Linked DNA regions of Homo sapiens: region 2 is linked to region 1. Evidence: chromatin loops called from intact Hi-C (ENCODE). Cell type or tissue: pancreas. All regions are shown on one strand. Each heading gives the region's core, and the rest is flanking DNA. Links, peaks and the distances in the headings are about the cores only. Region 1 overlaps BSN (bassoon presynaptic cytomatrix protein). Region 2 overlaps BSN (bassoon presynaptic cytomatrix protein).

Region 1 (15,186 bases), core at 4,652-12,651:
CTTTAGAGCCATTTGTCTGTTCTGCCCGTGGCTGCAACACAGAACCTATAGCTAAGATTCTGCCCATGCCCAGCCTGGAACCAAGGGGATGTCCAAGCTTCATTCATAGCATCTTCCCTGGTTACAACCCATGCATGGGAGCTCTGCTTACCGGTCCTGCTGGTTGAGGACCTGTGGCTGTGCTGGGGCCTGGCTGAGGCTTCCCTGCAGGCTGGCTGGCAGCAGGGGCTGAGCCCCGGGTGGTTGGCTGGCTCTGTTGCTGCAGCCGAGCCTGTGTCAGAGCCTGCTGTGGGGGCTGCAGCCCAAGACCTTGCTGCTGCTGCTGTGTCTGTGGCTGGCGTGATGCTGCCCCAGAGGGTATTTGCCTGGATGATGGTGACTGTGACTGCTGTGGTCCTGGAGCTGCCTGCCGACCTTGCAGCTGCGGCTGCGCCTGGGGTTCTGCCTTTGACTGCAGTGCAGCGGGCCCGGAGTGGGCTTGCCGGGAGCCCTTCTTGCTGTCAGAGGCATGATGGTATGCGGATGAAGCACGGGATGGCTGTGAGTACTCAGCAGAGCTGGGATACCCAGGCTGACCCTTCTTCGGCATAGCTGGAGCAGAGCTGGGCTGAGAGTGGGGCCGGGCCTCATGGCGACCCAGGTCCCGAGCGTGTGGTTTGGCAGCACGCCGTCCCGGCTCCTCACCAGTGTGGCGGCCTGAGTGCCGCCCGTGGTCACCGTGCCGGTGTTCCTTGGCTGAGGCATGGCGGCCTGGGCCACCCTCATCATGAGGCCACAGGCCCTCCTCAGGGGGTTCATCGTAGTCATGGTAGCTGTGCCTGGCAGGGCCTCGCTTCTGGGAGGAGGAGGAAACTGCATGGCCCCCGTGGTGCCTGAACCGGTCAGAGCGGGCATCCCGGGGCTTATCAAACCAGTCCGTCTCCTCCTGGCCCAGGTGATACGCTTCAGAGACCAAAAACAGAATACCATCAACCCCCGGGCTAGCCGCAGGGGGAGGCCTAGCTGAAGCCATGCAAAGAAACCAAGAGAGTGGGTGCCACAGCCACAAGCAGATCAGCAGGCCCCCAGCCCACCCTCCCGCAACCACGGACCAGGGCACAGATGGAGCAGGCAAGGGCAGCCTGCCTGCAGCAGGGCCCACCAGATGAGGCGCCAGACCAGACCCTGCTGGGACATCTTAGGGCCCAGGGCCCCACAGGTAGGCAGGCCCCCCAGCTGCTGAGTATCCGCAGAAATCACCCCTGGCTGCCATTACCTTCGCTGTCGGAAACCACGCAATGGGAATCATCCAGGATGTAGCCCTCCTCACGCTTATATGCGTGGGCCCGAGGTCCGTCCTTGACATGTTCCTGGACATCAGGCATGGAGTGGCTGGAGCAGAACTGTGGGCAGGTATCCCCGCCGGGAGGGAGGGGCCCTCCGGCAGGGCGGGGCCTCCCCAAAGGACTGACGGGGCTCTCCTCTTCAGAGGCCTGGCTCCGCATGGGGGGTCGTACCCGGCTGTGGGCCATACTTAGGGATGAGGGCTTGGGGCCCGCTTTTTGAAGTCGCTCCACAGCCTCCCGTTCCCTTTCGTACCCCTTGCCCCAGCCACTGAAGTCGTGGCTGGACAGCTTCTCCCCACTGTATGCAGAAGGTGCCCGGGACCGGCTGCTCCCGCCATAAATGCGGTCGTCCTCCACTGCGTCCCGGCTGGACATCCCATAGTATTTTTGCTGCTCATACACGTTCTTCTTGAGCCCATAGGTGATTTCATCCTGGAACTTCCTGCCCCGAGAGACCAGGCTGCTGCTGACTGCAGGTGGGGGGTAGGACGCCAGGTCTGACTCTACGTCTTTGGCCTCTTCAATAGGCGAGAACTTGGATATCTTTTGCTCCATGCCCTGCTTCCGGTGCTTGCTGCGCTTTGAGGAGATGGCAGCTGGAGCCAGGCTCTTGGAGGGATGCTTGGGCCCCATGGGCCCTGGACCATACTTCTCTACTCGAGCCCCATGCCTGTAGTCACTGTCACCATAGTAGTGGGTACTGGCTGGTCGACCATTGCTCTCCATGCTCCGGAGGTGGCCACCCTTCCCGCGGGGATCGTATGAGTCCTCCTCAGATTCCTCTTCTCCTCTGGCATAGCAGCAGGGCAGTGTGGGCCCGTCAAGGACACCTGGTTCTCCAGGCTCCTTCCCTGGACGCCCACTGCTGCCTGGCCCCAGGGGCTCCAGCCGTTGGCTATCAGGAGCAGTAGAGGTGCTGTCCTTGGTCAGTTCACTGATGTCATCAATCATTACGTAGTTTCGAGGAACGTTCTGCTCCAGACTGGTATAGTGTGAGTCAGAGGGGTAGGTGGGGGCTGGGCTCTGGCTCACACTGCCACGGTCACCAGCCCGGGGCACCTCAGGGACCTTGCCCTGCTCATAGCCGCTGCTCACTGCTGGGCCACTGTAGCTGGTTTCAGATGGGGCTGAAGACATGGGCACAACGGGGCTGGCGATCACCTCATAGTTGGTGGGCACCTTCTGCTCCAAGTCGGCTAGCGATGTCTGGCGTGGCTTCTGCAGTGGGGCACGGCTATCAGCGGGGACTGGAAAAAGGGTGCTCTGTGTGGTTGGCATGGGTGTTTGGCCTGCATAGTGGCCTGTGGGGCGGAAAGCCTGCTGGTTTGGCAGGCCAGGCTCAGCTGGGTAACTGGCACCAGGAGGAAAGGCAGGAGCTGGGTACGTGCTGGGGCCAGGGTAGGTGGGGGCCTGGTGGGCTGGGAATCCGTTCTGAGTTGGCCCACCACTGCCTGCAGAATACTGTGGGGCTGGAGGCTGGAAGCGGGGCTGCTGGAAGGCAGTGGGACCAGAGGGGGTGGCAGGAGCAGCGGCAGTGGCAGGGAAGTCCACAAACTGGCCAGCGGGAGTGGTGCAGCCCTGGAGCCGCAGCTGGTTGAGCTCACTGTCCGATAGGTAGTCACGATGCTCGCCAAGACCACGCAAGGGTGGGTAGTCACGGCCACCCCGGTCTTTGGCCAAAGACTCTTTGCGTTGTGTGATACCCAACTCCAGGTACTTGAGCTTGGCGTCAATCTCCTTCTCCTCCTCATCCAGCTCTGCCTGCTTCTTGCGCAGTTTGGTGGACTCATGCTCCACCAGCCGCAGGTCCCGGTCCAGCTCCCGGAGCAGGCTGGCCTTGGTAGCAGGGACAGTGGTGGGCCCCGTCAGCCCTCGCTGCAGCAGGCTGGCTGCATACAGCTGTGGGGAGGCCTGGCCAGCCAGGGGAAGGTGAGCCTCCTCTGGAGGGGGGCTGGGCAGTGTCCGCTTCACCTTGCGGACCAGGCTGTTGGGTGGCAACGCCGACACCTGAGACAGAGGGAAGGGTGGGCAGCACTGAGACCCAAGGTGTGGTGACTTGATGGGGTGTGGGGTGGCAGAACCCAGGCCTGGGCTGGGGAAGGAGCTGGGTTCCATCTTGCTGGTGCCCTGATTTACCAGGCAGCCTGGAGGCCTACCCTGCCCACCCATAGGCCTTGGTTTCTTTGCCATAGAGGGAAGATCTGTGATTATTTTACAGCCCTTCTCTTTCCCAGAGCTTTGGGAAGCAGGAGGGTACGGGCAGATTCCCTTCATGCCAATGTCCTGTACTGGCCCAGCACATGGCTTTGAGAACCCCTGCACATCTCCAATGGGCCTGCCACCCTCTGCCTCACATTGAGGTAAGAAGAGTACAGCTGTGGCTCTGGGTTTGGGGCCTAGCAGCTGACAGGGGTTGAGATCAGTGGAGTATGAACAGGAGGCATGGAGTGGAGAGGGTCCTGGGCCCGCCAGGCTCCCTAGAGGATCATGGGAAGGGACACATGTAGATTGTATGCCAATCGTGGCAGGCTCTGAGTCATTCTGCATCCTGCCCTAGTCCTCTCTAAAGTGGAAGGCTCCTCAGCTGCCTGCCCACCCTCTTCCTCTAGTGCCCTGCACTGCCCTCTGCCAAACCCTCTGGGCTGTGCTCTTGGCCTGGTCCCCAGCTCCCTCCATGTCCCTCGGTCAACCTGCTGTTCTCTGGAGCCACCAGTGCACCCGTAAGTCCTATCCAGCCCTACCTCCAGCAGCATGGCTTCCTGGTCAAGGTTCCCTAACAGTGCCTACCATGGGGTCCTCCTTGCCTACCCTAGACACTCTGCATTGCCTGAAGGTCCACATTGCCTGGTAGTTCACTCTGTCTTCTCCCTTTTTCTCTCGCTCCTAGCCTTCCCAGAATGCCCCATGCCCTTGGGTTTCATGGACCACCCAAATTCCAATATATACTGGGAAGTGACTCCTATAGGATTCTTACTTTTTACCTTGCCAAGTAACTACCTAAAAACCTCCCACCTACATCCACCATATGTCATAATAAAAATTATAGTGTGCCCTCAAAATTTCAGGGTGGGCCTTTTATGGAATAAATTTAGCCTTTTGAACCCCTCACTCTGTTGTCTCTTTTCTTATTTTGGCCACGCATCATGAGTGCCTATCATGGCCTGGTCTCACATGGCCAGCCCATGGGACCTCTGTGCCTGCAGCCAGGACCACCCTGCCTCTCTGACCTGCCCTCCCTGCCAGCCTAGAGTCCTGATCCCACCCACACCCCTATATGGCCTGCATACACCAAGACTTCACTACCCAAGATTATCACCTCCACAAACCCCATTCTAAGGCTCCACTTTTCTCGTCTCTGTGTCACACCCTGAAAATGGGCAAATCTACCTTACGATGCCTCTGGCTCCTGCCTCCTCTGCCAGGTCTCTTCCTTCAGCCCACCCTCCCACATTCTGCCCAGGAAACTTTCCAAAACATCTGCTTTGTCCCATCTCACATGCCTAAAACCTCCAGAGGCTTCCAGGGTCTTTAGGAAAAGCCCATCCTCCTCAGCCTGGCACTCAGTTGTTGGCATTAGGCCCTCACAACCCTCTATTCTCACTTTGGCTGCAGCCCACAGCCAAGCCACTTCTCACAGTCCCCATCCATCACTGGCAAATAAAGCCACAACCAAGGGTAAGCTTATGCTTCTGAATCCCCTATCTAGGGGAGCAGACAGATGTGTAAACAGATTTACCGAGGGCCAGGTAGGGGCAGAGAACACCCTGGGGCAGAGAGCACACTGCAGCCCGCTGGGATGGGCCTCTAGTGCTAGGCCATAGGGGTGTGGGCTTCCTGTGTGGCAATGGAAACCAGGCCAGGACTGAGAGGACGAGAGCAGCCGCGCCAGGTTCATATGACTGATTTTCTTAGGAAACACCCATAGATTAAGTTTGGAGTGGAAGGGGTCCAGACTAGAAGTGAGAGCTGAAGAGGCCTAAAGGGGGAGGTAGCAGGGGCTGGACCAGGTGTGGGTGGTGAAGGGACAGTGCTGGGAGGAGGCTGAAGCTTCTAGTAGGGTATGTGGCTGGAAGGCTGTGGGGGCCCATGTGTGTGTCTGTATCTGCCAGGCTGTCTGCCGGGCTGCAGGCTCTTTCAGATGTGCACCAGGGAGCATCTGCTCATTGACTCTTTCCCCTGGGCCTCTGGGGCCAGAGATGCCTCTACTCCCACCCCAGAAGAAGCCCCTCCCTGTGGGGGCCCCTCGGGCTAGGCAGAGACCCCTGTCCCACCCTGGAACAGCCCCTGTTCCCATACCTGGCTACCCAGTCCCCCCTGGTGCTGGTAGAGGGAGAATCTCTCTTTGGCAGACTCTTCGGCGGTGGGGCTGAGGGGCTTAGGGTCAGACAGGGACCGCTGCAGGGTCTTCATGGGGCGAGGCAGCGTCTGCTGGCGGAGAGCGCTGTCAGCCGTGAAGTGCTTCTGGGGACTCACGTGAGCTTTGTTCAGCCTCTCACTGGAAGCAAAGGAGGTGTCCAGGAGCCGGTGAGGGGACAGGGGTGAGACTGGTGAGTAGAGGACCTGAGGGGACTTGGGAGGCTGGCGGCTCACAAGCTGTGAGAGAGACTCCGGAGGCAGGTGGGCCTGGTACCCAATCTCCAGGGGATCTGGCTTCTTTTTTTCAAATCTGCCCAGAGGCCCTGGGGTGACGATCTGGATGCCAGGCAGGTAGGGGCTGATGGCAGTTGGCCCTACAAGCTGCGGCCCGGCTACACCCTGGGCCTGCCCATCTGGCTCCGTCTGGCAGGCCAGGCTCTCCCCACGCCCAGTCTTCTCTGGCGCCGATATGTACCTGACGATCTCCACCTTGGGATCGGTGGCAGCTGTGATGTGGATGGCTGGAGAGACCCTGGGCAGCTGGTCAGGCTCCGTCTGCACGGAGCAGTCACTGATGGTCTGGATGCCCACGCTGCTCATGGCCCTCACAGTGGCAGCAGCACTGGATGATGAGGCAGTGGCATCGTGCTTGCTGTCAGAGCCTGAGTCTGAGTGGCGGGGAAGACGAGACCTGCGGCGGCGCACTGGCTGCTCCCACTCAGCACTGTCTTCGTCGTCCGTCTGCACACTGCAGTCAGCACTCCGCCGTGCCCGGCGTCGCCGACTCAAGAGGTAGCGGCTCTCCCCATCCTCATCGTCTGTCTGCACGCTGCTGTCGGCAATCCTCCTGACCACACAGGGCTCAGTCCCAGACTCTAGCTCACAGGCATCCCGCAGGCGTGGCATGGAGTGCCGCTTCTTGATGCCACTACGGCTGGCCTCCCACTGCTCCTCCGTTTGCAGTGACATGTCTGAGGCAGAGCTGGGGAGACCCCGGTGCAGCACAGGCTCACGAGGCTGCCCAAGTCCTTCAGGCCCTGCCATGGCAATGAAGGCTGCATGTGTAAGGGGGGGCCAATACTGGCCATTCTGGGCCAACTCAGCAGCCGCTAGGGGAGGCCCTCGGCCAGGTGCCTCACAGGCTGCAGGAAAGGGAGCCTTCTGCCGCTGCTTCTGCTCCTCTAGCTGCTGCTGCAGCTGCTGCTGCAGCTGCTGGATCTGCTCCAGCTGCAGACGCTGCTGCGCTAGCTGTTCCCGCTGCAGTGCAAATTGAGCCTGGCGTTCCTCTTGCTGCTGCTGCAGCACATGGTGCTTGATGGTCTGCAGCTCCTGCAACTCCCGCTGCACCAGCAGCTGCTCCTCCTCACGGTGCCTCTGCAGCTCCACACGTTCCCGCTCTAGCTCCTCTTGCAGCCGAAGTTGTCGCAGCTTCTCCAACTCCACCCGCTCCCGCTCTAGCTGGAGCAGCTGCTCCTGTTGCTTCCGCTGCCTCTCCTCCTGTGATGCTTCCTCTTTCTCGAACCCTGGCCGGCTGAGGGCCCCACTGCCACCCCCAGGAGCAGCATCTGCTGGTGGCTTCTGGCCAGCTAGTGGGGCAGGAGCTGGGGCTCCTGCAGCCTCCTTGATGGCAGCAGGGGTGGTTGTGGGAAGAGGCTCTTCCCGTGCAGCCCCTACTGGCATCTCTGGCCTTGAAGGGCCCCCAGCCCCAGGGGCCTTGGCAGCAGCAGGTTTCCCCAGATAGACAGGCCCTTCTGCAGGTGGAACACTGGAAGCAATGGGAAATCTACTTGGTGCAGGATAGCGGTACAGCCCTGTGGGTCCAAGAGGTACCCGGGGGGCAATCATGGGCACACGTGTCAGACTGGTGAGTGGCACGGCTGTGATTCCACCAGATGCGTAAGGCCTGTACATGCCACCACGCACCATGGGCCGCAGGACTGAGGCAGGCTGGGTGGTGATGGGCAGTGTTGCAGCAATTGGGGTATTGATAGTCGAGTAGATCATGCCATCAGCTGCACGTACAGTGGCTGTGGACGGCAGCAGCTGTCTGACTGCTGTTCCTTGGCCTGCTGCAGGCCCATACTGGGCCAAGTTCCCAGGACTTGGGTGGCCCTCTGGAAAGGTGGGGTTACCAAGGAGTCCAGGTCTGAGGGGAACCAGACTCTGTGGAGCACTGAGCCCGGGCCCGTGCTGGGGCTGGTACTGCACAAGGTCAGGGCCACCACCACCACTGCCATGCCGCCCACCATACTGGTCCATGGAGTTGAGGGCAGCGCACATGCGACTGATTTCACGGGCTGTGGTGGCACTGTACTGGGCCAGGCTGGCCTCCTGGAAGCCAACTGCATCTCCCCGTGGGCCGTACCTGTGGTCTGAGTAGATGTTCGACACTGAGCTATAGCGCCGCATGGGAAGCGGGTGAGCCAAAAGGTCTGTAGGATGACGCAGGTCCGTGACTGAGCCATACTGCAAGCCCTGCCCTAGGTAGCGTCCATCCGCAAAGCCCAGGCTGTAGGAGTGCTTCAGTGAGCTGAGGTCCATAGCCGAGTCTCGTCCAGGACCCTGGAAGAGCTGCCCGATCCTCTGGGCATGGTAGTTGAGGCCAGCCTCAGCCAAATTGGTGTCAGACATGGAGGAGTACAGCCTACCAGGCAGGCCTTGTGGGTAGGGCCTCTGCTCCTCATGGGGCCCAGGCCCCACCACCCCCTGTGCCCGGTAGGTTGGGGGCTCAGGAGGCTCAGGGTCCCGGGGACCATAGAAGGGGCTGCTGCTTTGGCCAGGTGGGGCAGCATCTGCCATGCTCTTCTCAGGCACACTGGGGGCCGGGTGGAAGGTGCCAGTGCAGCTGCTGCCAAAGGGGAGCTTGTAGACCATGTCACAGCATGCCAGCTGGCTCTCAGGCCTCATCCCGGTAAGGTCCAGGGCACCCGCAGGCTCCTCTGGGAGCAGTGTGGTCACAGTGCCTGCTGTGCCCTCTCCCATCTGCACCACCACTGTGTGTGGCTTCCTGGCACCTGGCAGAGCATGTGACCGCAGCTCTGCAGGGGTGGCCCGGTGGGGCTCGGCACCTGGCTCTGGCACTGGGCCTGGCTTGAGGCCAATGCTCTGGGCGGTGCCCATCTGAGTGATCAAAACGTCTCTTCTGGCCAGAGGAGCTACTTGGTTGGGTAGGTTATATCTGGCAAACTTGGCCTCCCTGGGTCTTCCCCGGGGCCCACTTCGGTATGGGGCTGTCTGGACAGCCTGCTCTACTTGTTTGACCTGGGCCAGGCACACAGGGCTACCCCCACCCTGGCCAAAGTCAAGGCGGCTCTGGTAGGGGTCTCCATAGACCACAGGCTGCTTTTGTTGAGCCATGAACACAGACGAGGCCATGGTGATGCTCACGGTGGTGGCAGTAGCAAGGAAGGTATGCTCCTGGGCATTGAGGTTGATAACCAAGGGCTGCACGGCGGTCGACTGCCGTCCTGGGATTGGATCCAGGGCAAGACCATACTTCCTCGCTTCCACAGCAAGAGAGGTGAGGTCCATGCCCTGGTCAGTGAGGATGATGGGAGTGGGCTTGACAGCTGTACGGAGGTCTACCACTGCAGTGCCAGGGGTCCTGGGGCCTGGCTCAACCCTAGACGTCCCAGGGACAGAGGAGATCCGGCACAGGGAGATGTTCTCAGCAGGGAGGGCACCCCAGCCATATAGTGCCAGGGGCCCATCTGCACCAGCACTGGGCACCCGTGGAAAGCCAGGTGGCCCAGGTGGCTCTGGGGGCAGCTGAGACACACTCGGAGGTGTTGTCTGGCTGTAGCCATGGGTGGTGGGCTGGGTTTCAGTAGGTGAGCAGAGCGGGGAGGTGGAGGCACTGGCATGTACCATCCTGGTCTGGCTGGAGGCGTCAGATGCCAGCGTGATGACCATAAAGGGAGCCTCTTGAGAGGACTCCTGCCACACCAGGCGAGGCGTGCTGGGTCGATGTGGTGTTTGTGTACCCTGGGCTACCATAGGTGATGGAGTGGGGGCACCAGGGCTCCGTGGCATGTCTGAGGCAGGGGCTGGACTTGGCGTCTGTGTAGAGAACTCTGCTGTGGCCCTTGGGCCCATCTTGCCAGGGGAGAATGTGGGACTCTCTGAGGGGGAAGACGGGGAGAGAGGTGGGCTGGAGCTTGCAAAGTAGGAATATGCCCGGGAAGGCTGAGGAGTGCCACCCTCACCGTCACTCGCACTCAAGGGCTTCTCTCTAGCAGCTCGTCCAGCTGCAGCAAGGCCACTGGGGGCCTGGGGTAGATCCTCAGTTTGGGACCCATAGTTTGCAGTGGTTGGGCTGTGTCCATAGCTGTGGGCTGTGGAAGATGGTGAAGGACTACGCTCGGAGCCTGCTGGGGAGGCTGGAGTCATATATCCTCGTGGCAGCCCAGCTGGACAAGGAGCCACAGCTGTGGTGGCTGGGGTCCCAGGGCCCTGGGAAAAGGGCATGCCTATCTCCTTGGAGGCTGAGCTGGGGGAGGCAGGAGAGCTGTGCAGCTTGAGGGGGTCCTGAGTCTCCTTTGCAAAATGCTGAGTGACACGGACATCGGGAATAACTCGGCCCCCGCTGCTGTCTGAGGAGGTGGGGGTAGAGAAGGACACAGGGGCAGCGAGCTGGGTGGGACTGGTACCAGGGGTAAGGGGGCCACCATTTTGCTTCATTGGGTCCATGTATGCACTCTCAGCATTTAGAAACTGCTTCTCCTTCTTTTTGTCCTCAGCAAAAGCCAGGTCTCGTGAGGAGGCCTGCCGCATGCGGACTATGCTCTGTGATGTCTGAAGGATTTCTTCGTACACGGCTGCTCCCAGGCTGGCTGGCGTGCCCTCTGCGGCAGGCTGAGCAGCCTGGCCATACTCACGGTCTGTAGTGTCTTGATATTCGAAGGAGCCCAGGCCCCGGGGGCCTGTGGGCTGAGAGGGGCCGCCATGGGGTCCCCGGGCCCCTGCTGCCTGGCCTTGCTGCCTCTGGAGCAGCTCAGCTTTGCGCATCATCTCCTCATAAGCCTCCTCAGCGCTCTTGAGCGGCCGTCCGGAACTGGGAGTGGTGGAGCTGCCGGAGGGTGTCTCGGTTGGTGAGTAGAGGGACATGAAGGTGGGCAGGTTGTACTCACTGCCTGACTTGTAAAGCCGGCTAGGGCCACCATCCAAGGCCTCAGCCTCAGAGTCAAGGGAGGGTGAGGGTGAGTACTCAGAGCAGGAGGAGCGGTGTAGCTCCTCCATCTCGGCCGCCTGCCTCAGCTCCTCCGTCGGGGAGGCATCCTCGATGGGTGACAAGTTACTGGGTGGTGTCTTGGAGCGCTCTCGCCTCCGCTGGGCCCGCAGTTCTTCCTTGTCCCGCCGGGTCTTGCGGGCCGTGCTGCGGATGCGCTGCTGCTCCACCTCCCGCATCTTCTCTTGCTCACGAAGCAGCTCCTCTTCCTCCCGCAGCTCCTCCTCCTCTGAGGAGTCCTCGATGGTGGGTAGCAGGGGCCCGTGGGAGCGGTGCCGGGCCTTGCGCTGCTGCTTTGCTTCTTCTAGACGCTGCCTGCGGCTGGGGCTGCTGTCACTGTCCTCCTCTAGGGAGGACAGAGAGGTGGGAGAGGTGCCCGAGGTGTAGCTGGGTGTGGAGGCAGGCAATGTAGAGGAGTGCTCACCACGGGAGCGGTCCTCAGGGGAGCCCGTTAGGCTCTCCATCTCCAGCTCAGGCTCCCGGTCCAGACTGGGGTCTGGGCCTTGGCCCAGGTCCAACTCATGACCATAACTTCCCGTGCTGTTGAGCTCAATGGTCTTGAAGCGACGGAGCCCACCCTGCAGGGTCCCACTGCCATCGGTAGCCTCTGCTGAGCCTCCCTCAGGGAGCAGCTCCTCATAGCCCGTGGTGGCATTGTGGGGCAGGCGCCTCTTGGGCAGTGCTGCTGGTTCTTGGCTAGGCTCAGGCCTGGGTCTGGGGCCACCTTTCTGGGTGCCATGTTTGGCCAGGCCACGCCCGGAGGTGGCAGTGTCATCCTCCTCCAGGTTGTCTTCCTCGGCGCTCATCTCGAGAATCTGCCGTCGCATGAAATCCTCATCAGTCAGTTCTGCTGCCCGGGCTGGGGGCTGGGGTGGAAGAGGGGACAGGCCACCCTCACTGCTGTCCTCCACATAGTCGTGCCTCAATTGGCTGCCAAAGTCGTCTGAGGACTCGGCAGTGTCCTGCTGCTCTCTCCGGCGCCTCCACTCAGCAGAGTCTTCGTCTTCCTCCAGGATATCCTCCAGCTCCTCATCAGAGTCAAAGGCCTCAGGCGTGATGGACAAGGAGTGGGGCCGCTGCTTCTGCTCCTCGCCAGTACCGCTGGAGAGTGGCTTGCTCCGCTCACTTGGGGCCAGGCCCTGGGCCTGCAGCAAAGGCCGCATGCTGCTCCCCACCTTGTGGATCTCGGAGGGGCTGGGTGGATGTGGCCCTGTCACCCCTGCACTGTCCAGCTGTTCCACCTCCTGCTGCACGACTCCTGTGATCTCACTCTGGGAGCTAGAGATGCCGTCAGAGGAATAGCCTGTGTCACTGAGGCTCTGTGGGCTCCGAGACGCATCCTGAGAGTAAGGCTTGCCCACCAGGTCCTGCAGCAGGGTGAAAAGCAGACACTGACTCCCCATGGCAAAGCTCGTGGTGGGAACCCAATCCTCCCTGTCAATCCCAGGACCCTGGGGAAGAGTCTGTCCATTTCCCAAGGGTTTAGGGCCCGCCACCCACCCTATCTCCTTCTGGCCTTGAATAACCTGAAGGTTCCATGGCAAGCCCAAACCAGCCCTTGGTCTTCAAAGAGAAACTTTACTAGATCAAAGGGTATCAAAACCCAGCAAAGCATCTGACAAGGTGCCAGACACAGCACCAGTGTAAAACCCACAGTCTCCAAGCGTGCCAGAACCTCATCTAGACTTTCCTTCTACTGTGTCCCTTCCCTCCTGTGTGGCCCCAAGGCACCTGTCCTGAGCCTACAGCCTCAGCCACCCAGGGAGGCAAGCCTTTCCATAGACTGTCCTGTCTGAAAGCTAGGGTCTCTGGGAAGTGAATGGGACTGACCTCCGCCTCCCCACCCTTGGGGGCTTCTGGAACAGCCTTGACGACAGGGGTGGCAGGTTCAGCCCTCCTCACCCCACTCTTTACTTTAGGAGTCGCAGGGGTTGGGGTAGTCTCTGGAGGTGGCTTCGGCATGGGCTCAGCTTTAGTGGGGACTCGGGTCTTCTTTTCCTGGACACTGCTTGGGGTCTTGCTGGGTTCAGAAGCCCTGAGGGGCTTGGCCTGGGGGCTGGCCTTGCTGGGCAGAGGGCTGGCCTTGGTGGATAGAGGGCTGGCCTTGGCAGGCAGGGGGCCTGAAGGCTGGCCCAGCCCCTGTGGCCCTTTCTGCTTCAGAGGGGATGTTCCAGATGCACGGTGAGGGGCCCCTACAGGGGGCTGCTGTGAGGTGGGCGGCGGCAGGGGGGTCGGCTCTCCTAGGCTGCCCTCCAGTAGCCGCTTGGTTTGGCAGTTCAGACAGAGCCACTCTGTTTTCTGCAAGGAAATGGGAGAGGGGGTTGATGAAAATTAAAAAGACACTGAAGTCCTCAAATAATATTTCCATAACTATTTCTGTAACCTTAGGGAGGAGAGAACTTTCAAAGCATAACACCAAAGACATAAGGAGAAAAAGACTGACCAATTTACTGCCCCCAAATAACAAATTCCCCTACCTTTAAGATGAACACACACAAAGTCAGAATGCAAGTAACAACCCCAAAGAAGAGTACTTTCCTTAACCCACAGAGAACTTTTCACCAGGCCAGAAAAGGGGGAGAACTGTGGGGGATGGGAGGGCCTAGCCCTAAGCACAGGGGAAGCTGAGGTCTCAATCTGAGGGAGCAAACGGCTCCTAGTGGGCTGGTATGGAGTCCAGCAGTTGAGAACCCTTGTGGAAGAGGAGTGGCATCCAAGCATGGAGCACTTCCTGGAGGCACTATGCTTCCCCTGCCTCCCAGCTCTCAGGTCTGACTCCATCCTTCCCCACACTCTTTCCCAGGTAAGGGCTATGCTAGATAGGGTGCAGACTCCTGGGGCCAGGGGAGGCTGTCTGGGAGTAACCCTGCTTGGTGGAGGACAGAGGGGCTGAGCAGTCCTCCCTGCTCAAATCCCCAGCCCAAGTCACCTTGTCTAAGGCCAGCAGAGACCCTCAGGTAGAGGCCTCCTCCTGCCCCCAGGGCTCTGGACTGTTCCTCTGATGGGGACTATGTGTGGTGGCCCTTGTGTCAGGGGCCCTGCTCCTTCCAGAGCTGGACTGGGATCAAATTCTCAACCATCAGTCCACCACTCTCAGGATCCTCTACTGTTTCAGGCCCAGTGCTGGGGGCTGAAGACAGCCATGACTCAGCAGACAGACAGGCACTGGCATGCAGCCTTTCTGGAGCCCACAACCCCAAACAGGTCATTTACAAGTATGACACAGGTATCAATGGTGAAGCCCCCAGAACACAAGAAGCGAAGTCCATGTCTCCCAGCCCCAGCTGCTTTGTACAGGCATAGGGTTTGGGCATCTCTGAGGCCTAAATGGGTGATTCCTGCAGCAGGTCTGAGGCTGACAGGGGCATGTCTCCCAGTAGCCTCCTCCAGAGTCAGGGCTCCTCCTTGGCAGGATTTGAAGTCCTTCTCTGGCCCACATGGGATGGAGAATGAGAGTTACAGTGGAGCCCAGAGCAGGGTCCCACAGACACCTGTGCCTGTTCTTACTCTGTGGCGCAGAGCCTTAGTGCTCCATCCGTCCTGCAGGGAACTCACTCATCCCAGGTGCCTGGACATACAGGCTCCCACCAGCAACTCTGCCACCGAGGTGGACCATAAGAACCACAAGGTCACAGAGCCAGAGGACTGGAAAAGGAGGTGACCTTTGGCCCTTGCCACCCCCAGGAAGGCTGACAACCTCAGTACCCTCACTTCACATGCTGCCTCTGGCAGCCTTGGAAGCCTGGTACCCCCAGGGTGCCTGCCCTTAGCCTGGCATCCTAGGGCCACCATGGCAGATAACATGTCAATGATTCTGCCCTGGTTTGCTGTCCACAGAGAGCTACACTCCACTTCTCTGCTCTGGGCTTCAGCAGAGGCTAGGCTGGGCAGGTGGCAGGGCCTTGGTGTGTGTTGAGGGACAGGCCTGCTCCCCAGGCTGGTTACTCAGGGTCGAGACTGCTTCTCTCCCACTGGAGCTTCTGCTCTTCCCCGAGGCCCAACCTCATGCACAAGTCCCAGGCAGAGGAATGGGGCAGTGGCCCAGCTGTGGAGGGGGACCCTTTAGATGCCCTACATACATATACTCACTCTGTTCTCTGCACAGCCCAGCCCTAACACCACTACTGACTCCCTTGAACCTTATCTGATGCTCAATGTGTCTCCACACAAAACCCCACAAGGCAGTAAGTGCTGGCCACTGGCCAGGCCCTGGGCTCACTTGGCCTGGCAGGGTGCACCCCCAGAGGTGCCTGGGGAAAATACAGATAGGTTGAGACC
Region 2 (15,186 bases), core at 4,128-12,127, 91 kb after region 1:
GTGGCGGGTGACTGTAGTCCCAGCTACTCGTGAGGCTGAGGCAGGAGAATGGCGTGAACCCGGGAAGCGGAGCTTGCCGTGAGCCGAGATCGCGCCACTGCACTCCAGCCTGGGCGACAGAGCAAGACACCGTCTCAAAAAAAAGAAAGAAAGTAGATACAGGGGATGGTTTCCCTGATTCCTCATTCTTGTCCAAGACCTGGCTGCAAACTATCCTTGAGTTCCAAAGGATACCACTCTGATCTTATAATATCACCCACTTTCGACCTGAGGCTGTCCAAGTTGGATTGTGATATTTTCCCCTAAATGTGTTCCTTGATCCATCACCCACTCCCTACTCAGCTGCTCCCACTGACTTCAAGGCCCTAGGGAGCCCAAACCTGGGTTTGAGTAGAGGTTCCATTCCCAAACAAAAGACTTTTTAAGATCTCTTATGGACAATAAACAAAATCATTTATTTTTGTCCCAAAAAGTTTTTATGTCAGATTAATTCAATCTCCATCATGTTATAAACTAAAGTTTTCCCAAGAAAAGAGCTCCTACAAGTCCAATGGTCAACACTGTTTCAGTATTCAATGCTATATTCAGACTGTGTTGTGCTCATACAGTCTGTGGGATCCAACCTGCTGACTGTTGTGTTTCCGCTGTGAACTCAGAGCCTGCGCAGACTCTGATACACAGCAGGGGCTAAATGCTTGTTGAATGAATGGACAAAGAAACAATATTCTCAAAATGATATGTGCTCTGGGGAGCAAAGCCTTCTCTGAGGATAAAGCAGGGTCTCTGGAAAAGCTAATTTATTGGGGTATGGGGAGTTGGTGTTGCTACCTCTATCCCTTATGCCTAAACCCACCCCCACTGCATGCCATCGAATAATAATCAGTACACGTTACCAGAATCACTTACATGGTGTGGGTCTTACTCCTGATGGCTGTGTGCTCCATATGCATCTAGAACATGTCGGCTTGTTTACAGAGTTATCCCCCATGTCCATGGCAGTTGGAGGAAGAAAGGGATGAACAATCTCTGTCCTCATTCCCTACTATACCCTGAGGCCTCTGGGGCCTGGCTCAGAGTGAGTGCACTACCAAAGTGGGCTGTTCCAAGTAGTCTCACTGTGGCAGAGGCTTTGCCACCAAACTCCATCCTATGAGTCCTGGGCTCTTCTGGCCCTGGAGCCTTATACCCCAAAGCTACTTGAAGCTGCCCACCCCCGTCTCCCCAACCCCAGTCTACTCTACCCAGAGGCCTGTGCCCTGCAACAGGGGCAGGAAGTATGCCATTCTTACCCACTGGATGCCCTGACCCTTCACTGGACACATGAAAGCTTTCTTATTCCAAAGTAGCCAGGGAGATTCACCAAGCAGAGGCTGGAGCTAGGAAACCCAGGCTCCTCTTCCCTGTCCTGCCCCTGACTTGCTGTGGGATGCTTGGAAATGCCCACTACCTCTCTGGAATTAGTATTTCCATCCCACCAGTGCTCTTAACTCTCTATTGGCCAGAGCTACACAGAATTAAAAAAAAAGCACAGTGTATTTTTAAAATTCCTCAGTTACTACTAAGTACTGTTACTATCTTTTCAAAAGCAATGCCTGTCGCTATCTGAACTTCTTGTTTTTTCCTGAGCCACTAGTAGGGACTAAGGAAAAGGAAGCTGAAGGAGTGTGACTGAGGCCCACATTCCCTGCCAAACTTTGCTGGAAGGCTCAGCTCTGGTACTCCTGGGGTCACTTCCACTCCATTTCACAGGCCTGGGAGCCCCAGAGTCAGTGTTCATGTGGGACTGCAGGTAGCACAGGATGCTTTCCAAAAAGGCAAAACTTCTAGTTTCCTCTTTCTTCTTGCCTCTGAAAACAAGTTATTTGCACTACCAGGCAGGCTCAGAGGAGTGAGCCTGGAAGGGGAGGTATTGCCTTGGCATTGGAAGGGAAGGTGTTGCCCCCAAGAGTCCCCACCAGGCTCTCTGGCTAATTTGAATACAGGGAGAACATGTTTGCTTTCCTCACTCAACACTCAGGGGTGTAGAGGTTTTTCTTTGTTTCTTACTATCTAGAAAAGGAGGTGATTGTGTAGCTCTGGCGTCTGCCCCTGGAACTTTGGATGGTCTTCCCAGGGCTCCTCACCCCCAACTGGGGGCCTGAGTAGGGACAGCACAGAGGCTGGTGCCTGCTGCTCTTCAGTCTCTGTTTCCACGGCTCAAACCAAAGTAAACAACAGAATGGCCATGTAGGTGCAAAGTACCAATGACAGCATGGACCCTTGGGTGGGCTCCAACACTCACCCTAATAAAGCTGGGGAGGAAGGGGCGGAGTGGAGGCAGGCAAAGTGGCAAACCGGGTCTGTTGGGAGCACCAGATCAAGCCTCCCTGTTCTGTCTGCTCCCTTCCTCCCTTTCTTCCACTGGCTTAGCCTGCATCATAGCTCCCCAAAAGTGCCCTGGCAGGAAACCCCCTTCTGACTCTGCTCTATGGGTGGTGTATCTTAGGCTGCCAGGCAATCAGTGCTAAGTACCATCATTTGCAAAAAGTGCTTTCAGCACAGGAGGGGAGCAGAGATGAGTGCTTGGCCATTGGGAAAGTCCTATTCCAGTCTGTTGGCTTCCGAGCCAGCTTCGTGTGCTACAGCCTGCATCCTGATCCCTAAGTCCAGAGAAATATACATCCCAAAGTCAAATTATGATATCTCTGCTCAGCTGCCCAACAGCAAATCACAACCCCAGAGCAGCAGCCCCAGACCTGGAACTCCCTCCCTCCTGCCCTCTTCCCAATACTCAAAATCTGTCAAGGGGCGCCTGTCCCACACGACTGTCACTCCAGCTGAAGGCCAACACCCTCCACCTGGCTTCATGAAGTTTACTGAACAGGAGTGAGGGCTAAAGAGTCAAAGTGACACTTTTCCTATAGTGAGAGACTTTTCTCTGTGGCTCTGGTGGCCTGAGCTTCATCTCTGACTAGCTGCAGATTCTAGAGCCAATAGAATGAGCCAGGCCTTTCAAGTGAACTGCCCAGTCTGAGCCTTAAATTCTATAATCTGTTTTAGCAGCTGTCTGTGAAGATGAGGATGGACGACAGTAGGCCCCTGAGCCCTCCAAGCGTCCCCCACTGAGTCAGAGCTCCCAGAGGTCAGGAACTATACCCTCAATCAAGTTTAACTCAAACATGATCTAGGGTAATAAATAAGGGCATAATCTACCTGTTCATCTTTCTATCCTCAGCCCTGGGCATGGAACCTGACATCAACTAGTAGGCACTTAATGGCAGGCCTCATGCTGAGTGCTTTCATTTCCAATGTTTCATTTGATAAGGTAAATATTTGTTTAATTGAATGCACTTGATTCACTCTCTTGGAACCCTAGTATTGCCTCAATTTCCTCCTCTCCCTTATCTCTTTTTCAGGGTACTTGTAGGAACCAGGTGGCATTAATATTAAAGCACTTGCAGGTGAAGTGCTACTTTATTTTTCCAACCCAGACTTGAATACCCAGCTGCCTACCTAACATCTCACTTGGGTGCCTCTAAAAAACAACTTGTCCAAGAACAAACTCCTGGTCTAGGCCCATTCCTCCTCCTCCCTGTGTACACCAGATGCCCAGGCCAAAACTCAGAGCTCCTCCTGACTCCTCTCTTCAACTCTTCACAGCCAACCATTCAGCAATCCTTCTGGCTCAATTTCCAGAATATATTCAGAAGTTGAGCACTTTTCATCACTCTTACTACTCAGCCCCTTCCCACCTCCCTGTCCTGCAAAACCCCGCACCCCACCATGATCATCCTCTCATGCCTGAATATTATTGCTTCTGCCTTTGGCTCTCAGTCTTAGCAACACAGAGAAAAACAACTTATACATTTACCATTTTGCTTCAGCAATCCTACTTCTAGGAAACTATCGCACAGACACACTGGTAAAATTACAAAATGCCACATTTTCCAGATTCCTCACTGTGCTTCTTTTTGTAAGAGCAAAAGACTGGACACAGCCCAATGTCCATAGATAAACCATGGCATATCCACATGGTGAGGCACAGTGCAGATGCAAAAAGGAATCAGGAGGATTTCTATATTCTGCTACAGGGTGATCTTCAAGATTGATTACATGGAAAAAAGCAAAGTACAGAAGAGTACTTAGAGTCTGCTACCTTTTACATAAAAAAGAAAGGTAAACAAATATATTTTTCCCTTAAATTTGCAAAAAGAAACAGTGGGAAAAATCTGATAAAAACTGTTTCTTATCAGAAAGGCAAAGAGAATAAAGTAGAGGGAACAAGATGGAATTAGACTTCTCTCAATATATCTTGTTTTATTTGGAATCATAGGAAAGCTTTATATAATTTTTAAAAATTAAATTTTAAAAAAGTACGGTATATGCCATTGTTGTTTTCAATTCTTTACTTTCCATCGATTTCTGTTCTCTGCCATGTGTCTTTGCAGTTCCTCCAACTAGAGGCAGAATATATTTTTTCCAGCTGTGGCAGACTGTATTTTCCAAAAATGGTCTCAGCAAGATTTCCAGTCCCACATGTACTGACAGAGTCCACGTCCCCTCCTTTTAAACCTAGGCAGGATCTTGTGACTGTGTTAGTAAACAGAATGTGGCAGAAGTGACACTGCATGTCTCTTAAGACTAAATCATAAAAGTCAGTACGGTCTTCCACCTGTCTCCCAACCCCTACCTTGCCCTCTCCCCACCCTTGGAACTCAGCAACCATGCTATGAGGCAGCCCAAATGAGCCCACATGGAGAAATCATATGGAGAAGCCCTGGGGCTCCCAGCTAACAGCCAGCATCGACTCTCAAACATATAATTGATGAGCCTTCAGAAGATTCTAATCTCTGGCCTTCAAGTCTTCCAGCTGAAACTCCAGACATTGTGAAGTAGAAACACACTCCATTCTACTGTGCTCTGCCCAAATTCCTGACCTGCAGAATCTGTGACCAGAATAGTGGCTGTTTTCCACTACTAAGTTTTGGGTTAACATGTTACACAGCCATAGTAACTGCAATACAACTCCTTGACTTGGGCTTAACCATGAATTGCTTGACTACAGGAATGTTAGCAGATGTGTCATCAGGTCAGAGGCTTGAAATGTGCTGTGAGGTTAGGCACACCCTCTTGTGTGTCTCTCATCTCCGTAAGAAGAACATGCCCCAGCTAGACTGCTGTCCAGGGAAGATGAGAGACACACTGATCTGACCTGGACCCAACTGCAGCCTGGAGCCCGGTCTAGATCAGTGAATTCTAGCCAGCATGCAGATGCATGAGTGAGAATAAAAAATTGCTATTTGAAGCTACTGAGTTTGGGCTGGTTTATTGTGCAGAATGACGGTAACAACAGAAAACTGATCAAAAAGTAATCCTTACAAATTAAAGGCAAACTGGGAAAAAAGAGCTTAATTTTATATCCTCTTAATCAGATAACCACAGAGTAGAATCATTTCTAATAACTCTAAAACAGAGAACTATATATCCCTGAAAAGGGATAACCTAAGGGCAAAGGGAACCAGAAGGAAGTCTTAAACTACATTCATGAGTATTATCATTAATAAAAATATCTACATTATTATTTAAAAACAATCCATTGAAAGGAGCATCAAGCATGGAGATTCAACCCAGTTTGGAGGGCATCTTCAGGGTAGGACTGTGTCTTTTTCCTTCTTGTGTTCCTGCTATTGACTGCAATGTTTAATAAATGTTTGGTGCATTAAAAAAAAGGTTGACAGATAATTTTTATAGAAGAATTTCAGCTAATTTTGCAACCTGTTATGAAATAATGGATCTAGCTAAGGATCATTAGTGAATGCTAAATTCATCAGGCAAAAAAAAAACTGATAAGGACTTTATAATGGATTAATCACTGATACTACCTGAATCCCCTAATCCTTTTTTTTTTTTTTTTTTTTTTCCTGAAACACAGTCTTACTCTGTCACCCAGGCTGGAGTGCAGTGGCACGATTTCAGCTCACTGCAGTCTTGACCTCCCAGTTTCAAGTGATCTTCCCACCTCAGCCTCCCGAGTAGCTGGGACCACAGACATGTGCCATTATGCCTGGCTAATTTTTTTGTATTTTTGTAGAGATGGGGTCTCACTACGTTGTCCAGGCTAGTCTCAAACTCCTGGGCTCAAGCAATCTGCCCATCCCAGCTTCCCAAAGTGCTGAGATTACAGGGGGGAGCCACTGCACCCAGGCCTGATCCATCTTTTCATCACTAAAGTAGGTCAAGGAGACAGACATACTGCCTCCTTCTGGGATACAATAGGAAGTACACAATACCAATGAAGTGTTCTTTCCAAAAAGATTGAATCTATTCTGATCTAGATCTAACTACCAGTTTATAGGAAATAAAAGGACACTAGGAAGCAAGAAAATAACTTCAAGAGGATGTGCTTAGGCAAAACCAAAATGAGAGATAGTCTAGGATAAATGTCCTGATGTCTTCACCAAATAAATGGATTTGAAAACAAAAGGAGCAAGGAGACTGTTAGAAACTTACAGAACATATCAACCAAATGCAATATGTAGACGTTGTTTGGATACTGTTTGAACAAACTAAAATGTCATTTTTGGGGCCAGGCACAGTGGCTCATGCCTGTAATCCCAACACTTTGGGAGGCCGAGGTAGGCAGATCACCTGAGGTAAGGCGTTCAAGACCAGCCTGGCCAACATGGCAAAACCCCGTCTCTAGTAAAAAAATACAAAAATTAGTCAGGAATGGTGGTGTGCACCTGTAGTCCCAGCTACTCGAGAGGCTGAGGCAGGGAGAATTGCTTGAACCCGTGAGGTGGAGGTTACAGTGAGTCAAGATGGCGCCGCTGCACTCTAGCCTAGGCAATAGGGCGAGACTCCGTCTCAAAAAAAAATACATTAAATAAAATAAAATGTCATTTTTGGAACAATAAAGAAAAATTAAATATGGACTGGGTATTGGGTTATAGTAAGAAATTAAAGTTAACTTTGTTGGTTGTGATAAATGCCATTGAATTAAATAGTAAAGCACCCTCTAACTACTAGAGGTACATCCTAAACTATTCATGAGTGAAATGATATATTTCTATTTTGAATGAAAATCCTGGCCGGGCGCGGTAGCTCACGCCTGTAATCCCAGCACTTTGGGAGGCCGAGGCGGGTGGATCACGAGGTCAGGAGATCGGGCCCATCCTGGCTAACACGGTGAAACCCCGTCTCTATTAAACATACAAAAAATTAGCTGGGAGTAGTGGCGGGCGGCTGTAGTCCCAGCTACTCCGGAGGCTGAGGCAGGAGAATGGCGCGAACCCAGGGGGCAGAGCTTGTAGTGAGCTGAGATCGCACCACTGCACTCCAGCCTGGGCGACGACAGAGCGAGACTCTGTCTCAAAAAAAAAAAAAAAAAAAAAATTAGCTGGGCGTGGTGGGTGGGTGCCTGTAGTCCCAGCTACTCGGGAGGCTGAGGCAGGAGAATGGCATGAACCCTGGAGGCAGAGCTTGCAGTGAGCCGAGATCCCGCCACTGCACTCCAGCCTGGGTGACAGAGTGAGACTCCGTCTCAAAAAAAAAAAAAAAAAAAGAAAATCCTCTAGTCCAAAAAAAAAAAGTGGAGGAATATAGATAAAACAAGTTGGCAAAATGCTAATCATTGTTGAAGCTACGTGGTAGGTTTGCAGGAGAGACTTCAGCCTACCATCCTTTCTTCTTCTTTTCTTCTTTTTTTTTTTTACCTTTCTCCTTTTATGTGTGTTTGAAATTTTCATCTGCAGAGCACTTGCTGCTCCTAGAGATACCTACCCTACAGAGCCAAAGGCCAATGCACCCCAAAGACAGGCCAGCATAACATGGCTGACCAGGAAAGGACAAATCTGCACAAGGGTTTCCTCTGCAGAGCACAGGGGCTGCCATGGCTAGGGTGCAAGGGGTGGTTGCCTCTCCAATCCAACCGTAGCTGTCATGTCACCTGAACTATGAGTGACATAGTCTGAAGGACAAGGGGCATTCCTCTTGCAGCATGAGAACACCCTTCCTACACATTTATGAGAGTTTTCAGGCAGCTACTCCCACTACTCAGCCATCATCACTCCAAACCTGAGCTGGCAAGGCCTTGGCCTTGAGCATCCAACACTGGCCACCCCACTCCAGGTCAGATGCAGGGGTTTAGAAAGTAGGCTCACAGGGCCTAGGAAGGGGAGAAGTTCTCACAGTATGGTTCCTGAAACAAGTACATTGCCTTAGTTATTACCCCCAGTTCATGGAACACAGTCAGGTTCCAAAAGAGTCTCACTAGGTTGGAAAGGATCTCTAAGTATAACCAGAGAAAACATAGCAGAGACTCATGCAGGCCTCCACAGATTCACACTTGGGCTGTGTAAGTCCAGGATGGAAGGCCCCAGACTTCGTGTGAAGATGCCCAGCATGAGGCTGGATAAGTGTGGGAGTAGCTGCCCAAAAGCTCTCATAAAGGTGTAGGAAGGGTGTTCTCATGCTGTGAGAGGGAAGGCCCCGCATCCTTCAGACTATGTCACTCATAGTCCAAGTGACATGCTGAGCCCTGGACCCTGTTCTCTAAGGCCTCTCTGTACTTTTAGGATACTGACAGCCTTGGGCAGGGCAGTCCAGGCTGGCAAGGGTCTCAGAGTCCCATCACAGCCACAGGAGCTGGAGAAGTGAAGTCCAGAGAAGAAAATCAGGATTGAGGAAGTAAGCGCAGGGACCTCAGCCCTGGCACGTGGCAGGTACAGTGAGCGCCTGCTAAACCTGTGAGCAAAAATAAGTCAGCGGTGCTGGAGAGCAGAGCCAAGACCAGCAGATAGGAGGTGTAAGGAAACCTGATTCAGACAAACAGGAAAAAAGAACTCTCCAGCAGTAGAATCATCTGCCTGAGAAGAACCAAAGGCCACTGATCTTGGGTGTTCACACCAAGGGAGAGCTGTAGCCCCTACAGAGTATGACAGCAGACATTCTGGCATTTGTTGGGGGTTGGATACAATGCTCAAAATAAAAGGATATCAGAGCAAACATATAACCTACTGAAGCCAAACCACACTTCGGAAGGAAGCAGCCTCACATACCGGACTTTGACATTGGAGGAGATCTGGCCTGAGCCCACAGAACCCACACAGCTGCAGAAGCTGCAGAGAGAACCACATGTATCTCTTCATTCTACAAATGAAGGAGTCTGCCCAAACTGGAGTCTGAAGATCTAAAGTCTCTTTCAGGCTAGCCCTTCCCATGCCCCACCCTTCCCCATCACAAAGCGTTTGCCAACCCCAGCTCCCCTGGAAATCATGGCCCACTGGCTGCTGCCAGAGCACCTGTAGGAAGTAGGTGGAACAACACTCAGGAGATAAGCAGCCGAGCACAGCTGAGAACAGGGAGCCTGCAGCAGGCTCTGCAGGTCTGGGTAGGAGCCTTGCTGGCTGGCCAACCAACCCAGCACAAGGAGGCCATCAGTTTTCCGAGAGCCCCTGCCTACCAGAAGCAACCCAGAGGTGGGTTGCCAGCCAGCCCCGCCCCTGGCTCCAGGCTTGAATGTGCAGTCATCTTGTCCATTCTGAAAAATCTCTGCCACACAATGGAAGAGCAAGCCTCTTCATTTAGAGCTGCTACAAAGTAAACTAAAAAGTGCACAATGTACTTTTGATTTAGACCTTGTTTTCTATGCTCAATAGAGCTGAAGAAAAATGGGAAGCATCACCCTTCCTTTTTACACATTTCACAGAAATCAGCTGTCAGAGCTGGAAGGGACTGTGGAGATCATCTAGTTAAATCTCTCATTTTACAGATGAAAAAACCAAGGACATACCCAACGTGCATAGCCAAGTTTAGGCAATGCCAGGATTGATTAAAACCTGAATTTCTGACCCCCAGCCAGCATGCTTCCACTATTCTTCTTCCTCCACATCATCCTACCCTGCCCTTTGCTCAAATGTCCTACTTTCTGACCCTTTCCCACTCCTCAAAGCCTTTCCCATCATCTTGCTAAATCTCCCATCTTCACAGAGGAGGAGGCGGGGAAGTGACACAGTTCTCCACAGCATTCGGCATTTTGGTTTGCTAAAGTCTGCTAGCTGGCTGTTCTTCTACATCACTCCTCTTAGGCCTTTGGAGCTTCCCAACAGAATACGTGAATGTTATGAATGTGTTTTGTAAGCTGTAAAATACCATACAAATATATGCTCTACTATTTTAGAACATGAAATAATGCAACCCCTTTTAATCATACTCTCATTTCTCTTACCTCTGTGAGACAAAGAGAAGGCAGGAGCAAACTCTAATTTAAGGAAGAAGAAGTTGAGGCTAAAGATCTGGACAAGAGTTCTCTCTCCCCACACCATGGGCCCCTTTAGGGCAGAGCCTATTTTATGCTCCTTCTTTTATTCCTCACACTTCACCCAGGGATAGGTATCCAAAAGATGTTCAGCAGAGTTTCCTGAATACATGGATAAAATTTCACTTTAAAATTGTTCCATTTCTATGTAGAATCTAACTGTAAAAATCCCCACAAACACTCCCATACACAAAAAAGTGTAGGTGACACAGTAGGAGGTAGAAGGGAAGGTTGAGGAGATGTTTCAGTTAGATAGGAGGAATAAATTCAAGAGATCTAGGCTGGGCATGGTGGCTGGCTCACACCTGCAATCTCAGCACTTTGGGAGGCTGAGGCAGATGGATCACTTGAGGCCAGGAGTTCAAGACCAGCCTGGCTAACATGGTGAAACCCAGTCTCTACTAAAGATGCAAAAATTAGACGGGCATGGTGGCACACACTTGTAATCCCAGCTACTCGGGAGGCTGAGACATGAGAATCACTTGATCCCAAGAGGCAGAGGTTGCAGTGAGCTGAGATCACGCCACTGCACTCCAGCCTGGGCGACAGAGTGAGACTTTGTCTCAAAAAAAAAAGAAAAGAAAAAATAACAACAACAAGAGATCTACTGTACAACACGGTGACTATAGCTAACACCAATGTATTGCATTCTTGTAAATTTCTGCTAATAGATTTTAAGCATCCTCACCACAAAAATGGTAAGTATGTTAAGTCATGACTATGTTAATTCACTTGACTTAGCCATTCCATAATATGTCATAATATGTACATATTTCAAAACATCAGGTTGTATATAATAAATATATAGTGCATAATTTTTGTCAATTTAAATAATTAATTAAAAAAATTTTTTTAATGGGAGTGACCCTTGTTACCTGCCTGCAAACACAAATGTAACAGTGTAACTATTAGGAAATTTCCTCACCTACCCTTTCTCCCAAGAACCCAAATGCCTTAATGGTTCTTCCAGCATCTTTGGGAGGTTTGGCTCCCCACACAAGCCAGTGGCATTGAAGAGCTCGGGCTCCTCTGGATACAGGGGTTAGTCCCAGATAGGACTGGGTGGGGTGATCCTTGCTGCTGAGGCTCTTGGATCTCCTCAGTGTTTGGGACCAAGATCCAAAAGCCATCCCTTCTATTTCCCCTCAGGGAAAATCTCTTCTTCACCGTTGGCCCTGACAGCAGCCTCACCCACTTTAGGGGCAACCAGGCCTCTCCAGGCCATTCAAGATTTGATCTGATCCTGGGGTGATCTAGAGCTCCCTGGAGGCTTCCCATGTGCCTCCATGTGACCCTCTTGTTAGAAAGAAGTAGGGGCCCCAGGTCTCTGCTAGAGCAAAGCTCTCTTTAGAACCCTATGTGCCCGTAAAGACGAATAATAGGAAGGAGAGATCACAGCAGCCCTGTGGCCAGCCTGGGAGCCCAAGGCACAACACAGATGTGTCAGGGAGTATCCCATTCCACAGCAGAGCTGACCAGAACCTAAAATATAAGACAAATGGGCCAAGAGAATGCTAGGGGGCAACAGACCCCCACTAGAAGCCCGATCTGTACAGAAGGAACCACAGAGAGTGAGACACCAAAATTCTATCACCCCTACCACAGGCAGGAGCCCACAGGCCAGTGTCCCAATTCACTCCACAGCTTCAACCACTGTGCTAGTGAGAGGAGATGGCAGAGGTCCCTCCAGAAAAGGAGCTCGGGCAAGTGCTACAAATGCAGGATCAATACCAGCATGACATGCTCCTGGCACCAAATGAAAGGACTGAGCAGGAGTCCCCCACAGCTAGATTGTTCACCAAGTCCCAGCTTACCCAGAGGGCCTCATGTCCTAAAGTGACAGTCAGCCCTTGCTGTAGGCATGCAGGGCTTAGCCACCATTTTACCATTTAAAAAGTCAGTCCCCAGGCAGTAAGTAAAGTCAGGACAGGCAGGGCCTGCAGAAGCTGAATGGCCAAGCAGGTGGAATAAGAAATAAAACACCTAGCAGAATGTCTGTGATGAGGCAGTCATTCAGTAATGGTAGTCATAACTGCTATTACAGTGTTGCCAACCTACCTTCACAGTTAGCCCCAACTTACTGCACATGGCCCACAGGCTCCAGCAACAGGTTCCCCTCACATAGCCCACACATAGTAGGTCTGGCCTTCCACACCCCCACAACTAACAAGAGGAAAGGGCCCAATTCAGAAATGCAGGACCTGTGATAAGGGGAAAGATTTATTAAGCCCCCAAATGTGAGTAGGAGGCTTCCTACTCACATATGCAGGGAGGGCTCCCCCACACTGGGGTGAAAGGCATGACTTTTCTGGGGGAAAAAAAAAACAACTTTCCTCTGAAAGCTTTGACTTCTTAAACTCAGAACCAAACTGACTCAGAGGAAGGAGATCTTTAGAAAAGGAACAGAAAAGTGGTCCACTGCATTGTTCTTTGGCTCCCAATTAGCCCAAACCCTGGTTCTGCTTTCAGTGAACTCTCAGCCTCTCCATGTCTGAAGCCTTCAATAAACTCTTTTTTAAAAAGCTAGAATTTCTTGACCAAAAGAATAAAATTTGAATCTGATTAGCTTCTAGACAGAATTCTCAGTTTACAAGAAAAACATGGGACAGAGGAACATCTTAAATGACACCACAGGGATGCAATCAGCATAATCCTGAATATGAGAAACCACAGGACAAATGTCATAGTTCTCTAATAATAAACTGCAAGGAGCAAAAAGGAGAGAAAATACATAAAGAAACTAGACAGATGCATCAGACAAATTCAATGTGTAGACCCTGTTTAGATCACAATTCAAACCAATAATAAAAGTAAATTCATAAGACAATCAGAAAAGTAGAATCCTGACTGAATATTTGCTGAGTTTAAGAAGAGATCATTATCTTATTTAGATGTGGCTGTGGTGCTGTGGTTATGTTCATGCAAAGCCCTTATTTCTTGGAAATACAAACTGAAATACTGATGATGAAATTTTGGGATGTCTGGAATTTGCTTCTCTAGGGGGTAGGATGTGAGAGAGATAAATTAAACTCAATTGGCCATAAGTTGATGATGGCAGTGGCTAAGCAATGGGAACACAAAAGTTCATTAGACCATTTCCTCTACTTTCATGTATGTTTGAAATTTTCCATAGTAAAAAAAAAATGTTTAAGATAGCATTTCTCGGCCAGGCACAGTGGCTCATGCCTGTAATCCCAGCACTTTGGGAGGCTGAGGCGGGCAGATCACCTGAGCTCAGGAGTTTGAGACCAGCCTGGCCAACATGGTGAAACCCCGTCTCTACTAAAAATACAAAAATTAGCTGGGTCTGGTGGTGGGTGCCTGTAATACCAGCTACTCAGGAGGCTGAGGCAGGAGAATCGCTTGAACCCGGGAGGCAGAGGTTGCAGTGACCCGAGATCGCGCCACTGCACTCCAGCCTGGGCGACAGAGCAAGACTCTGTCTCAAAAAACAAAAAACAAACAAACAAAAGACAGTATTTCTCCTCCTAATGTCTCCATTACATTTTTACATTTTTTAAATCAACAGCACCTTATTAGTCTTAATGATGCTGTGAGCAACTGTATTATCAAAAGTAGCCTGCTTTCCCTGGAGAAATGCAAAAATGGTTGCCCTCTGGGTAAAATTTTGACATCGTCACCATTCAGATGTAAGGTCACTTTAATTCACACTCCATGACATACCCTCTGTGAGATCCAGCCACTGGGGACAAAGAAGATCTCTAAGTGACAAAGGAGCATTATTTCCAGACCTGGCAATTATGTCCTTTCATTTTATCTTTACAAGTTAGTGCCAGATTTTTCTAGAGGCTGAGTTGGCTGATATAATGTAACAAGTCTGACTAATCCCAGACCAGAGATACTATGCCTGACAAATCCATTTTGAAAAAGGAATTCGGGGTATGGTTCTCAGAGCAGCCTTGCCCACCTTCCAGTAAACAACCAGGTTCTCTGTGCCTAGCTGCCTTTGGCTTAGGGTGTCTGTCTCAATAACATATGGGCCAGGAGTGAAGAGAGGCGACTTTGGCATTGATTACGCATTCTGATGGGCAATGATGGAGAAGGGCCTCTGTTGGCTTTGCCCTGGCTTTCCCCCACCACCCTGCACTCAGCCTCATTCTCTGCTCACTGTCCCTGCCTGTGTAGACCACATTCTTTATGCCATTTATCTCTATCTCTACCTCTCTTAACCCAGTCATTTTTCCAGCCTTACATCTCTACCTCTCCTAAAGCTTAGCTGTGCCTCTCCACTCTTCCCAATTAACAACCCTGTAAGCACTGCTTATTTGACATTTCTCAGATACTGAGCTGCCCACAGTGTCTCTCTTAGGGTTCTTCCATGATTTGGCTCTTCAAGAGCTATCTGACCAACCAGTCTGTGAGGTGCTGAAGGACAGGGAAGCACTATATATCCTTTCCATACCATCCACAAAGCCAATAACTGTGCTTGCTCTTGACAGCTGACAAATACACCTTAGCTGATCGACTAGATATCAATTTGCAAACATCAAAACATGTGCAAGTTGGGCCGGGTGCAGTGGCTCCCGCCTGTAATCCCAGCACTTTGGGAGGCCGAGGCAGGTAGATCACAAGGTTAGGAGATCGAGACCACGGTGAAATCCCATCTCTACTAAAAGTACAAAAAATTAGCTGGGTGCGGTGGTGGGCGCCTGCAGTCCCAGCTACTCGGGAGGCTGAGGCAGGAGAATGGCGTGAACCCAGAAGGTGGAGCTTGCAGTGAGCGGAGATCGTGCCACTGCACTCCAGCCTGGGCGACAGAGCGAGACTCCAACTCAAAAAAAAAAAAAAAAAAAACTGACAGGTGCAAGTCCACAGAGCTGGTGTAAACTAGACAGGCTGCCACTGGTCTACATGGCTCCTTCGTGTAA

The links. Hi-C counts contacts between places; a loop is a spot of excess contacts. Peaks named below come from ENCODE experiments on the same cell type or tissue, not always from the same donor. Only the 100,000 strongest peaks of a DNase experiment are listed, where the experiment ranks them.
Region 2: it touches region 1 in a loop (1.9-fold over the local background); 13 of 110 quality-filtered maps call a loop at or near these places.

What each region holds. Positions count from the first base shown.
Region 1 is chr3:49,648,632-49,663,817 of GRCh38, reverse strand. It overlaps BSN (bassoon presynaptic cytomatrix protein), which reads right to left. Exons shown (of 12, transcript NM_003458.4): 4 at 12,739-13,206; 5 at 5,622-12,275; 6 at 1,256-3,332; 7 at 152-942; 8 at 1-31. Among named protein-coding and RNA genes, the nearest start is that of APEH, 18 kb to the left of the region's middle. In pancreas, for the core only: no CTCF peak of the experiment used is centred there; a DNase peak (open chromatin) is centred at 7,857.
Region 2 is chr3:49,557,502-49,572,687 of GRCh38, reverse strand. The region is part of intron 1 of BSN (bassoon presynaptic cytomatrix protein); the gene reads right to left. Among named protein-coding and RNA genes, the nearest start is that of BSN, 11 kb to the right of the region's middle. In pancreas, for the core only: no CTCF peak of the experiment used is centred there; no DNase peak of the experiment used is centred there.